2 separate regions of the Mus musculus genome follow, and region 2 is linked to region 1. A link is a loop called in an ENCODE intact Hi-C map of the cell type or tissue named here. Cell type or tissue: heart. All regions are shown on one strand. Each heading gives the region's core, and the rest is flanking DNA. Links, peaks and the distances in the headings are about the cores only.

The links. Peaks named below come from ENCODE experiments on the same cell type or tissue, not always from the same donor. Only the 100,000 strongest peaks of a DNase experiment are listed, where the experiment ranks them.
Region 2: a loop joins it to region 1, with 3 times the contacts of the local background. A loop is called at or near these places in 1 of 42 quality-filtered maps.

What each region holds. Positions count from the first base shown.
Region 1 is chr11:30,022,716-30,030,770 of GRCm38, reverse strand. Eml6 (echinoderm microtubule associated protein like 6) reads left to right here and starts at 4,738. Exons shown (of 42, transcript NM_146016.2): 1 at 4,738-4,881; 2 at 5,671-6,391. The coding sequence starts at 6,195. In heart, for the core only: a CTCF peak has its summit at 4,648; DNase peaks (open chromatin) are centred at 4,660, 5,850 and 6,170; H3K4me3 peaks cover 2,627 bases; H3K27ac peaks cover 1,669 bases; H3K27me3 peaks cover 718 bases.
Region 2 is chr11:30,769,830-30,774,829 of GRCm38, reverse strand. Psme4 (proteasome (prosome, macropain) activator subunit 4) reads right to left here and starts at 3,055. Exons shown (of 47, transcript NM_134013.3): 1 at 2,606-3,055. The coding sequence starts at 2,847. In heart, for the core only: no CTCF peak of the experiment used is centred there; DNase peaks (open chromatin) are centred at 2,519 and 3,119; H3K4me3 peaks cover 2,983 bases; H3K27ac peaks cover 2,499 bases.

The sequences.
Region 1 (8,055 bases), core at 1,890-6,889:
ATTGTTGGGAATCAGGCTGCAGACTGTAAGTCATCAATAAATTCCTTTACTATATAGAGACTATCCATAAGTTCTGTGACTCTAGAGAACCCTGACTAATACAGATGGTCTTCAAAAAACCTGAGATCTACAGAATATGACATTTAAAGATATTATTAATTTAAGTCTTTTGAAAAAATTATTTGTCTATTGATGTACAGTGTTCTGCCTGTATGTATGCCTGCAGGCTAGAAGAGGGCATCATATTTCATTATAGATGGTTATCAACCAACATGTGGTTGCTGGGAATTGAACTCAGGTCTTCTGGAAGAGCACACAGTGCTCTTAACCTCTGAGCCATCTCTCCAGTTCCAGTTGAAGTCTTTTTTAACAATAAGACATGTCAGCTCTTGGCAGTACCCATATTTCTACTTCTAAGAAGATGATGAGTATTGAAGAATTTCCTTATTGAATTTGCTTCAAAATACAACAGCAAAATAGAACAAAACAAAACAACAATGAAGCTTCCCTTGCTTCAACTGCAGACAGAATACTGTCCAAATGGACAAACCTGGTCACAGGGAAGTTGACTGCTGAGCAATGCAAGGACAAGGTAAGACTAGCCCTTTATATTTACTACTTCACAGAAAAGTCTGTCAAGATATTCTGGAGCAGAAGGCTGAAGATTAATGCTCCTACATCTCAGATAAATTTTTGAGTAACTGTTGATTAATTTTTGAGTAACACCATTGGCTGTCTATCATTTCTATAATTTTGGAAGCTGTTTGCCTCAACTTCCTACATACTCAGGTAAAATTTATCCCTTCTCAAGTCTCTGATGGGGTTAAAGACTAAATAGTATTAGTCTCACAGTAAAAGCTTAAGTTGTCTAGGACATAAGATGTTTTTAGTATGGAAGCACAAATTATGATAGAAAACGAATTAGGTATAGAACTCTAAACTCACTAAGATAGAATAGATAATAGAATACTCTCTCCTATGTTGCCAAATAGAAATGACTGGACATTGTGAATTGTTTTATATTTTTCTTATTGTATATAGGTTATTATTGTAAGAAAAGGGCTTTTTATTGATCTAAAGATGGGGGGGGGGGGCTGGGGGGAGATCCTGGGGCTTGTCTTGTGTGCTGTATAATCAGATGCTGAGTTCAGTGCCCTTGACCAGACTGTAACCTGATATTGGGGCACTGTATTAATCAATGCATTGTAAAGAATGTTCCCCAATAATCCCTGATTGGTTAATAAAAGGCTAAACCCTATGACTCGGCAGGAAGGATGGGAAGGCAGGACTAAGAATCAAGGGAAGGGTTTCAGGAGAGACCACAGGGGAAAGGAGAGAGTTGCTATTAGGTAGGATGGACCAAGAGCACATGGCTAAGAAAGGTTCACCCTGAAGACAGGCTGATGGACCAGACTGTAACCTCCCCACCCTCAGCCTGAAACCTGGTTGCTCAGACTTCACTGTTAGCAAGAAGAGAGCATCGGGATGGAGCCTGCCACCCTATCGTTCTGCCACTCCCACTGCTGCTGCCTGCTGCCTAGCTGTTCCAGAGCCAAGCACGTGGTCACCTGAAACTGGACTCCAGGATGATTTGGTGGGAATGGGCCCCTTCCCCCTTCTTCATAACCCGGTGCACTGAATAGTAAAATTGAGCTTTGATCAGAACCCAATTGTCTTAGCTCCATTCTTTCTCCCATCCATCTAGTTCCTTTTCTTTCAGCTCGAGTCTGCCATCTCAGCCGTACCCGTTCCTCATGAGCCGCTGGACGGCCTGCAACACCAGGCATGCCCCAGGATGCATCAGATTGGCAAGTAATTGGCATTTATGTGTGTTTTAACAGGTGAAGAGATTAGATAGCTCAGAACCTGCCCAATGTAGTGCCTACAGTATATTATTAAATTGCAGTGTTTCTGTCTTGTTTACTTGAAAATTATGTGGACAAAAGTGGGATAGAAACCCCCAGTAGATATTTAGGAGTAAAAAGGGGAGTAGCCACCTCCAGAAAACTCATTTACTACAGTAGGATTCTACTGAACCTGTGCTTAACCTTCACCAATAGCCTTTCCTGTGCTCTCTGACCCTGCCACATATATGACCCTTTAAGTCCTAGGCTTTCTACTTTAACTGAGGCTGCTTCTACTTTAACATTCACCAATAGCCTCTTCATTCATCATAGCCTCTTCTAGCACCAAACCTCAATTGCTCTCCATGACCACTTCAGGCCTTCAAAACTACTGTTACTTGGGAGAATTTTACAAATTACTGTTTGACTGCCAGCACAAGTATAGCCTAGGCCCCTCTGGACCACAACTTCTGTATGCTGAACCTGAGGAAACATTTCCCTGTGTTTTCAGCTCCTGATGACAAGCACTGATTGCCCTAGAAAAGCAAAGTTTCTTTAATGGTTTTTAATTCAAAATATTACACTGATGGAATGGACAGAGTCTTGGAAGGAGGAACTTCATAAGCCAAACCTCTATCATCTGCACTGCTCTCAGCATTATCGTCTAAGTTCACATATCTGCTCATTAAGCTGTGAACATTCATTCAGTGGTGTTTCTAGCTCAAAGTTTCGAAGTCCCTTCATGATCCTACCATAAATACATACTCAGGTCTGTCAGAGCATATTCTGATACCAATTTTTGTCTTAGGGTCTCTATTGTAGTGACAAATGACTGTGACCAGCGGGGCCTGGTGGTACATTCCTTTAGTTTCAGTTCTTGGAAGGCAGAAGAGTGTGGGTTCCAAGCCAGCCTGGCTTTTACCACTGCTAGTTTTTCAACAGAGTATGTCTATTTTTTTCTGGGCCATTGCCACTGTCTCTTAAGAAGTACTCCAGGCTCTGCCTCAGACTATTAGATACCACATGTTTTGATCACTACTTTTTTTGAGGGGGGGGTGGTGTCAGGATCTCTCTATGTAGCCCCTGGCTGTCCTGGAATTCTCTATGTAAAGCAAGCTGGCTTTGAACTCATGGAGATCTGTCTGCTTCTGTCTACAGAGTGTTGGGATTAAAAGTATGCATCAATATACCCAGCCAATTACTATTACGTTTATTGTTATTTTTCTCTTCAAGTGAATTAAAGATTCTTCATTATTTTAAGTAGTACAAACATCTCTGTTCAGTTCCATTTAAAATTTACTCTTTAAATAAATCTGTCTGTATTTTTGTACACCCTTTTATTTAATAAAAAAAGGCAGAGTGCTCTTTTATCTTTTTCAATTTATCTCAATTGTGCCTATATTTCATATTTCTTCCATGAAGCTTTTCCTTATTATTTCTGGAAGATGTTTTTGTCTTCTTATATATAATTTATTTCTCTACGAAATTCACCATCTCGATTTTTGCTCTCAACTTTGTTTCTGCTATGGTTTGACCATATTCCACAAAGTCCATATATTTAAAATTCAATTTTCTGATTTACATGTTAATGGTATTTGGAGATAAGGCTTCTGTGAGTTAGTCAGCATTAGATAAATCAATAAGTCAATGAGGTTGGGTCGACCATGACACTAATGGCTTTAAAAAGACACAGGAGTTAGCATTCTCGTTCTATCATGCTATGTGATGCCCTCTACCAGCATAGGATGTAGTTAAGCCCATCATCAGATGATGAGCGCAATGTTCTTGGTTTTCCTTGCCTCTAGAATCATCAACCAAACAACCAACCAACCAAACAAACAAACAAACAAAATTCTGCATAAATGATTAAAGGAATAGAAAGCAGACCAAGACATTTCAAGCCCCTCTAAGCCATGTTTTAATGTTTAGTAGTGTCCTTACTGTCTTAAAGAGAGAGCGAGAGAGAGACCTCCTCGAATTTGTTGACTCTGTTTTCTCAGAAAATATGAAGTGTATTCAATTTCTCTTCAACATTGTAGGCAACAGCTCACTACACTTAGGTGCTTATCTATAGCATTGCCTTTCCTACCAGGACAGCATCCTATTAAAACTCCACGTAGATAAAGAAACATCTTGAACACAGAAGAGTCAAAAGTATCAACCTTTCGTAGCTTCTTAGTCAAGTGGATTATAAAATCTGTTCTCAAAAGTTGGCTGCGGCCATAATCTGAAAATCAGAACGAATAAATTAGTTTATTCCAGGTAGTTTTAGAATAGCCACTGGCTTCTGTTTTTTACGGCCAAATTTATTGCATGGGCACAAGGCAGGTCACAGGAAGGCGCTTATTTCCCTACACATGACAGAGTGACCACACGCCACTGTATTTTTCTTAAACTTTGTAACACTGCACTTGGATAAATCAGAATCCTTTGGAATAATAGGGGAAACTGAAGTAGGAAACAGCGTTAGTCAAGTGCTGCAACAAGGAAAGAGATGGGCTACAGCAATCCTCTGGGACTGGCGCAAGTGAAAGTCCTGAGGAAAGCCCCTGAATTTTTTTCCACGTCATCTTTTCTGCTTTCAGCACAGACGCGCATGCCGCTGGCCTGGGTCACCATGGAACACCAACGCCATTCTGGGTGAGTTGCTGGGTCCGATAGGAGAAACGCAGACTTCCCTGGCACCGGTACTAAGGCCCTGCGGATGCATGGAATCCTGGGACTTGTAGTACACTAGAGGCGCTCGCCTCAGCAGCTGGTTTACAGAGGACTACGATTTCCAAGATGCATAGGGAACAGGCGGGCAAAGGGAGGTGAGGTTTCGGCCCTAGGAGGCGTCTGCGTTTCCGAACCGGCGCAATTTCGCCGCGTAACTCTTCCCTGCGCTGGCCCCGCCCCTGGAGCCAGGGAAGGAGGAAGAGCTGGTCCCCAGATCCCCGGTGACGAAACCTAACCCGGGAGCGCGGGGAGGGAGGGAGGGCAGGCAGAGGATTTCGCTGGCTGGTGCGAGATCCTGGACGCAAGGCCGGCAGCAGAGGTTAGAGGCGGAGAAAGCAGGGATGCTACGTGCGAGGCTGGTCCGGGTGGGAGTGCAGGAACTCGCTAGGACCGTAGAGCCTGAGCCAGGTGTACCTGGGGCTACCAACCCTCAGATCTGCAAAAGTGGGCGCCAGGTTGAGCATGGGGTGTCGCTGACACCCGGGCTCCACGGGAGACCCCGCCCCCCCTCCTGCCAACCTAAAGGCAAGATCCTAGAGCCCTTGGGTCTCATAGCTAGCTCAAATCTCCGTGGGGAGAGGAGCATGATTTTTTTTGACACTTTATTATTGTTGCTGTTATTTTATTATTTTTATTATTATTTTTCGATCGGGAGCATTTGTAGGTAGCCGGATTTCCTCCGATTCAGAGAAAAAAAAATTATGACACTTGCAATTGGAGTCTTTAATTAGGGGAGAGCTGTTAAGTATTTATTTGTTTTTATGATTTTCTCTGTGAAGAGAAGGCGCATAGAGGGTTTGGATTTTAAACACATATATGACAGCTAATTGGAACATCTAAAAGAATGACCATTGCATATTCACCCTGGCTTTATAGAGGAAACAGCAAGTGTTACTGCAAATTGGAGCAGCAACTACCGGCCAGAAGTGTTTAGGGAGTATTTCCTATAATTAAGGTGGATATGGAAGGAGAAATGTGGACAATCAAAAAAAAAAAAAACCAAAAATAAACAAACAAAAATCCCACAACTTGGTTTTAGTTTGGTAATTATTTTCTTGTGCTGGGTGACATGCAAAAATTCTTTCTCTTCCTCGTTCTCGCATCCTAGATATAGACTGTCAGTTTCGGATCCAAGGACGGTGATGGCAAAGCAGTAAACCGGAGTAACCGTCTGCCTGTCAGATCAGACCTGTCACAGAATAAATCCCACCGCCTGCTGCGAAGCCCCCCGCGCTCCTCAAACTTGGAGAACTGGTAATCCGTGTCTGGATATGCAGATCTCTGATTTTAAAGGCCGGGTGACCCCGGGGAGAACCTCTCCCGCCGCCCAAAGCCCGCAGGTGCAGTGAGGCGTGTGTGCGGGTACTGGTACCCTCGAGGCCCGCTTGACCCCGGGAGAAGGAGTCGGGGAGCCCAGCGGGGTCTTGCTGCTGTGCACCGGCGTCGGCGGCTCCTCTCCCGCAGCAGCAGATGATGGTGGCGGCCAGCGTGCTGGGCTGTGTCTGTGCGTCGCCGCGGAAATTGGCGCCCGGTGCTGTACCCTGAGCCCTTGCAGGTCCGTCGCAGCTCGAGCCTTGAAGAGGACAGAGTCGGCGCTCGGGGCACCCGGGGGTCGCGCGGTGTCGGCTTATCATGGCGGATCGGACAGCTCCCAGATGCCAGCTCCGGCTGGAGTGGGTGTACGGGTACCGGGGTCACCAGTGCCGCAACAACCTGTACTACACCGCCGGCAAGGAGGTGGTCTACTTTGTAGCTGGGGTAGGGGTGGTGTACAACACCCGAGAGCACAGCCAAAAATTCTTCCTGGGACACAACGACGACATTATCAGGTAAGGACCTCTGGGGTGGTGGGAAGGGATTGGATATGGAAGGGTGGGAATAACCGGGGTCATGTCCAAGAACCTTAGGGAATAAAGGATTTTCCTGGGAGCCGCTTAGAGAAGGGCTGCAGATGCTAGGGCCAGAGCGGGAATAGGGAGCGAGGTGTAGGTGGGAGGGAGAGGTCTGTCCTTTCAAAGGCTTTTAAATCTCTTCTGAGTTAAGTGTTGTGCTGCATTTTTTGTTCTTTCCTGCTACAAGTGGAAGGACTGGGTAACTACCAAACACTCCCCACTCTTCTCTAGCAAGGTAAATAGTAGGAGCAATAGATGAACTGTGGGTGGCATTTTTGGAGGGCTCCTCAGTAGGTTCTTCAACAAGCAAGTGGATTTGAAAGAAAGAAAGAAAGAAAGAAAGAAAGAAAGAGAGAGAGAGAGAGAGAGAGAGAGAGAAAAGAAATTTTGATACAGGCAGTTTTGAATCTTCATCCCATATGCGTTGGACCTAAGGCATTTTTTTGTAGTGGGTGGGAAGTATTTTTTGATATTTCAGCAGTGTTTTAGCCCCGAAAGCATATTTACATACTACAAGGATGATTTCCACAACATTTTAAGGGTTTTAAAAGGCTGGTAGCAGCAGCTGGACCACAAAATCTTACCATCTAGCTCATAGAATGAGCAGTATGTTATAGTGGATGGTCTAGGAGAACTCCATTGCACACAATAGTCATTTTAGGGTCCTTCTTGTTTAATTAAAGGGGGGGGCATATTTGATTCTTTGTGCTATCCTCTTGTCTAGACTAGGCATGTTTCTTCCCAGCCTTTGTCAGCATCTCCCTATGGCCAATTAAGGTGTGGTCCAGATGCAGTTCATAGGGAATCCCTTTCTGCCTATGGCAATTGAGGATACTTTCCAGGGTATGGACACATTCACTCACAGAGACAATGATTGCTAAGGATAGATGCAAGGAACAGAGATCTTATTTCTTGTACCTTCCAAATGTGTGTGTTCCATTGATGCAGAGCAGCGCACACACACACACACACACACACACACACACATCCCCAGAGTATTCTTCCTGTTGCTCTAAATTTGCTTTTTACATGGGATAAGTGGTGAAGTATTGTAATGTCAATGGTCCTGCCTTCTCACTGTCCCCAGTGAGATTAGCTTCCTCAATTAGGGTGATTTTTCTTATTGTGTTGAAAATGGTTACAGAAGGTAAATTTTAATTCTTGGAAATACAGGAGTGCACACACACACACACTCACACACACTCTCGAGATCTTGACTCCCCCCACCCCTTGTTTTTTTGAGATAGGATGTTACATTTGTAGCCTAGGTTGGCCTGCAATGCGATATGGAGCCCAGGCTGGCCACAAACTCATGGAAATCCTTCTCCCTCAGAGTGCTGAGCTTATAGTTGTGAACCACCACACCCAGCTTTGGTGCTTTGACAGAAGATGAAGATTTTGAGTACCGGCAGCTCTAATGCTCTCTAGATTTGGTAAAACTGACATGTAAAAGTTTCTTTTTGTCACAGACAAAGCCCCCTTTCCTTTCTTCTCTGATTTGGGAATGGTTGTGATTGGGGCATCTTTATTCAGTTTCTTCCCACGGATCCTGCAGATTTTGCCTTGCTAATTGTGTGGCTGATTATTAAAGGCACAGGTGC
Region 2 (5,000 bases), core at 1-5,000, 750 kb before region 1:
CAGGAAGCCAAGCAGGAGAGAACTGTTCCTTAGAGTTGTCCTCTGACTACCCCTACACATAAATAATAATAATAATAATAATAATAATAACAATAACAAGAATAATAATAGAGTAAAAAATATTGAAAATGTGTAAGGCAAAAAGTTTTGCATTTAAAAAAATGAGAACCAAAAATGAGGTTCTGGCACAAAGAACCAATTAGCAAGTCAAAGGTAAACTTGCTATTTCTGAATGATTAACTGCTGGCTAGCATTTGGGAGGTTAAGGCAGGGGTCGGGAGTTAAGACCAGCAAGTTTGGAACAGTTCTAGGGCTACTAGAGATCCTGTCTCAAAAGCCAGCCAGCCATGGTGTCTCATGCTGGTAATTCCATCATCGGGAAGAGCAAATGGGTAGGGCCATCCTACGGATAGTTCCAGGCCAGCCAAGCCTACCTAAAACCTTACTGGGAGGGAGAGGGTATCATAACTCCTTTTTAAATATTTAATAAGTAGCAAAATGATATAACATCAGAGCAAAAATAGTTCCCAGGAAACACTCTCATTTCATTTACAAGCAAGCAAAAGGACATGATTAAATAAGTTTCTCATATCTTCAGAATTGGTGAGGAAAAAATGAAATCTACTCCATTTCTTCTAGAACATGGCAAACATGATTACTTCAGGATTATATAGATGTTAAGCACAACACTAGGCTTTTAAACTGGGGAGGGTGAGCACAACTATACACAAACATGTCACCCTAATTCGTCTTCGAGAAGAAAACACACACCCAAGACCACAGTGTGCCCTATCAAATTCAAAGTGTCACATGGCAACGCAATTCCAAGAATTAGTTTCCAGTATTTAACCACTATTCCAAAATTAAAGTCTACATGACAGCACTTGTTGCAGGTTATTTACAGAAAACAGGAGCCACCACCATTAAGCCATCTAAACAGCAATACTGCTCTACACATCAAGCATGGTAACTCCATTATTATTTCTTGGTAATACTTGTACTTTAGGCAAAACAGCAACAAAGCCTAGTGCTAATTTACCAAACTCATTAACCAGATATTGGAAAATAAACATTTAACTGTGCTTATAAATCCAAGCTGGATGTCTTCACAAATTGGCATATACATACACATATTATACACCAAAGAAAAGTTGCATATATTCCCTGAAAACAATATTCCTTGGCAAGTCTATCAAAGTGACTAACAAACTTCATTTTTACTGTGTTCAAGTTACACAAACACCTAAGGAGAACACACAAAGTAACTCAATTTTAATCCTTTAAAAAGAGGGTTTTCTTTGATTACATTGATCTCCACATTTATGGATCCTTAATACCATAAACTTCTTTATAATCCACTCAACAGAGCTGTTAATCGTGACCACTTTATGGTCACTCTAAGAAAGACAAATTAAGTGCTTTAGTTTTGCATCTTTTAAGTAAAAGAGCTCTTTTCACTCGGTTGAAGAGTACAAAAAACTTGTCAGAAGCCCCCCAATAATTAGCACATAAAAATTATCCCGAAGAGAGATACAGCCCACTATTGTATTATAAAACCCTGAGTCATCACCCAGCTCACTCAGCAGATTCTGGGGAACACAAATGACATGCCCTGTGCAATCACTTATCGGTAACCATATGCATAAACATAGTCTTACCAAATTATATGTAGCGTACCAAACAAAACAGCAAAAATCTTATATAATAAGTTCTGCCAAAGTAAAGGCGCGCATAGAGCAAATGACCTCTCCAAACTTTTTGCTCCATCATTACTTTTCCCCCGTTCTAATTCTAATGACGCTATAATTTGCGGCTAGTGCGTACGGAAAACAAAAGAACTAACCAACTCAAAACCACACAGTCTGGCCAACAAAGCCCGGGATCAACCTAACAGCGCTCTTCACTATTTGCCTTAGAATAAGCGAAGTCGTGACCGAGGAAATGTCACAACAGGAACATACACTTTTCCTAGAATTCTAAGACAACATTCTCAACGTCTACTCAATCCGAGAATGCGCTGACTGTCCATTTGAAACGAATCGTTTCAATTAAATCCAGGAAGCCAGAACAGCAACCCAGACCCCCAAGAAACATAGTAACACAGAAAAACACACCACACACACACACACACACACACAACCTCTTACTGTCCCTACTTCCTACGGTAAGAAGTGTAAAGTGGATCGACGAGGAAGGAAAAACAAAACAAAACAACAACAAAAACAAAAAACAAACAACAAACCCAAAAAAACCACAGAAGCAAGGACAGGAGTCGCTTCCCCAAAGACCGAAGCTCTCTATCCCGCAGCTCCAAGCGCAGAACCCCAGGGAGAACCAATGGGAGCCGCTCGTCCCTATGCCCGGGTACGCCTGTGGCTCCCCAGAGCCTGGCACGTCAAGAGAAAGGACCAGAACGCTGATCGTGAGAGGCGACCGACAGGACCCAGAAGTCCCACGGAAAGCAACGAGGAGACTGGGTCTCCCCGGACTCGGCCGCGCCCCTGGAATCCTGCACCAGGTCAGCGCCGTCTGGACAGAACAGAGTTGAGCAGCACCAGCAGCGCAGACAAAGAGCCCGGCCCGCCGACGGCTTCAGCCCACTTACGTGGAGAGTTTCCGCGTCCAGAAGAGGCCCCCGGGCCACAGCTCTTGGAGCTGCACGGCCCGGCCCAGGTTGCTCTTGATCTGTGCCAGCTGCAAGTCGGACTCGGCGTCCAGCCGCTCGGCATAGGGCAGAAGCTTGTTGTACACGATCTCCTTCTGCGGGACGAAGGCCCGCGGGCCCAGTACCGGCCGCCCGCCAGGCTCGGGGGGCTCCCCGCCGCCCGCCCGCTCCGGAGCCTCCATTAGCCCGGGGCCGCCCCCGGCCCGACCCCCGGCCCCGGCCCCCGCCCCGCTGCGGGCTCAGCCTCGTCCGCGTCGCCTCGCCCTCGGCCCGACCGCTGGGCCCCCCTCCCGCCCCGGCTGCCCGGCGCGCTGCTGGACCCCGCGCGGCACCCGGTTCGTTGGCGGTGGCAGCGGCTGCTCGGCCCGGACCCCTCCGGCTCTTCTGGTGACGCTGCAGCCGCAGCGCCGGGAGGTTCCGGACCGGCCTCAAGTCACTTCCGGGGCGGGGCCACGGAGGCGGGGAGGAGGTAACCTGGCTGCTTTCTTGCAGTCAGCCGAGTTTGGTGTCAGCGACTGGGGTTGCCACGCGAGGCTGCCGGCGAGAAACAAGAGACCCTACTCTGCTCCAGCAGGATCCAGAGACACGGAATCCGACTACCTCTCCACGCTCAGTATCCTCTCTTCTGGGCCAGTTTACGGAAGAGCAGCTTGTATCCCAGCCGGGGGCGGGAGTGTGGACAGCGAAGCAGTATGAGCACAAAGAGTTCTAGGCCAACCTCTGCTTCCTACTGGCAACAGGAGACACTATCTTTAAAAAAACGTGTATGGAAGAATCTGTATACACAATAGTACCCTGTGTTCCTCTGTCCTTTTACCCCCCACCTTTCTGATATTTCCCCGTCCACCCTCCAAAAAAGTTACTCAACAAATATACTTTGTGTGTCATCTTCTCATTTAAGGTCCCTATAGAAAGTTTAAGAACGCCTAGTTCTGCCCTTAAGGACGTAGAGGCCTTTCCTGGCAACAAACTAATAAATTACAAGATAATGCATTGGTAAATACTGGATAAGTACCGAGATACCTGGGAATTCTAAATGAAGGCATATCACCTTCATAGAAGTTATTTTTAAATTAATCTGTAAGGTTGATGGCAATGTTATTTCGATAAAGAAAGGAGGAAGAAATAATTATCAGCTGACAGAAAAGACTGAGGCTGCAAGCTTGCTTTCTGATAACTCAAGATTCAGGCTGGTTAAAGATTGCTTGCCAGAAGGGAGTGAATACATGTATTGAGACTAAGAAGTAAATGCTGGAGAATTGAGATTGATCTTAAAAATAACAAGAAATTTCTAAGAGAGGACATTGTAACATGCGCCTGTCATCCCAGCATTTGGAAACTCAAGAGCAGGAGGGTTGTAGCTTAAAGCCAACCTGAGCTAAACAAAAAAACGAAACAAAACAAACTAACTAACTAACTGAAAAAACAGACAAGGATTACCAGCTGGTCTATGAGTTCTACTAGTGGTTGGCCTCTTTCCTAAGCTGAGTTCCATCCCTAGATCTTCAAGAAAATATTTTACAAAAAAAGTCACCATCTCAAAAGAGAATGTCTAAAAAACAATAAGCCTAAGGGCAGCATAATAAAATTTACTTTTGTTTCTTTTAGTTTTTGTTTTTGGTTTTGTTTTTTTGTTTGTGGTTTTTTGTTTTGTTTTAGTTTTTTTGTTTTTGTTTTTGTTTTGAGACTGGATTTTACTCTGTAGCCATGGCTATTATGAAACTGCTATGTGTTAAGACCTGTGTCTAGCCACCCATTTTGTGCTGTTACTAATATTATAAGGAAACTTTCTCATGCCCGAGTTGATGGGGCATTCTGTGTTTTGGTGTTCTTGGAAACCAACCACAATATAAGTCAGTTAGAACTGCTTTGTATAGTTAGCAGCAATAACCTTGGACTGGAACCAACCACCAGACAGCACTTCTTGCACCTGTGTATGACCTTTTATGGTTTTTGCTTTTATAAGCTGCCCCTGGAATAGACCCCAACATAAAAGAGAGGCCTACACCAATAAAAGAAGCTATTTGGAATAAGACTTCCATTTTGAGTAGAGATTGAGTAAAGTTTAACTTCCCAAGACGGCCCAGGGAACTGACATCCTACTTGGCAGAAAGAGACATGTACATGGGTAACTAGCATCCTGGTTGGCAAGTTAAGACGTGAGTGTTGAAGTTAAGCAAGGCAAGTCCTCTATCACAGCTGAATACCTCAACCAATAGGAGCTGGATAAATGGACAGCAAAGATATGTTGCCAAGGAAATCCCCTATCCCTAAATACTGATTGGTAAACTAACTTGGCGGGTTTAAAAGCTTAAAAGCTCTGTAGGTGGGTGGG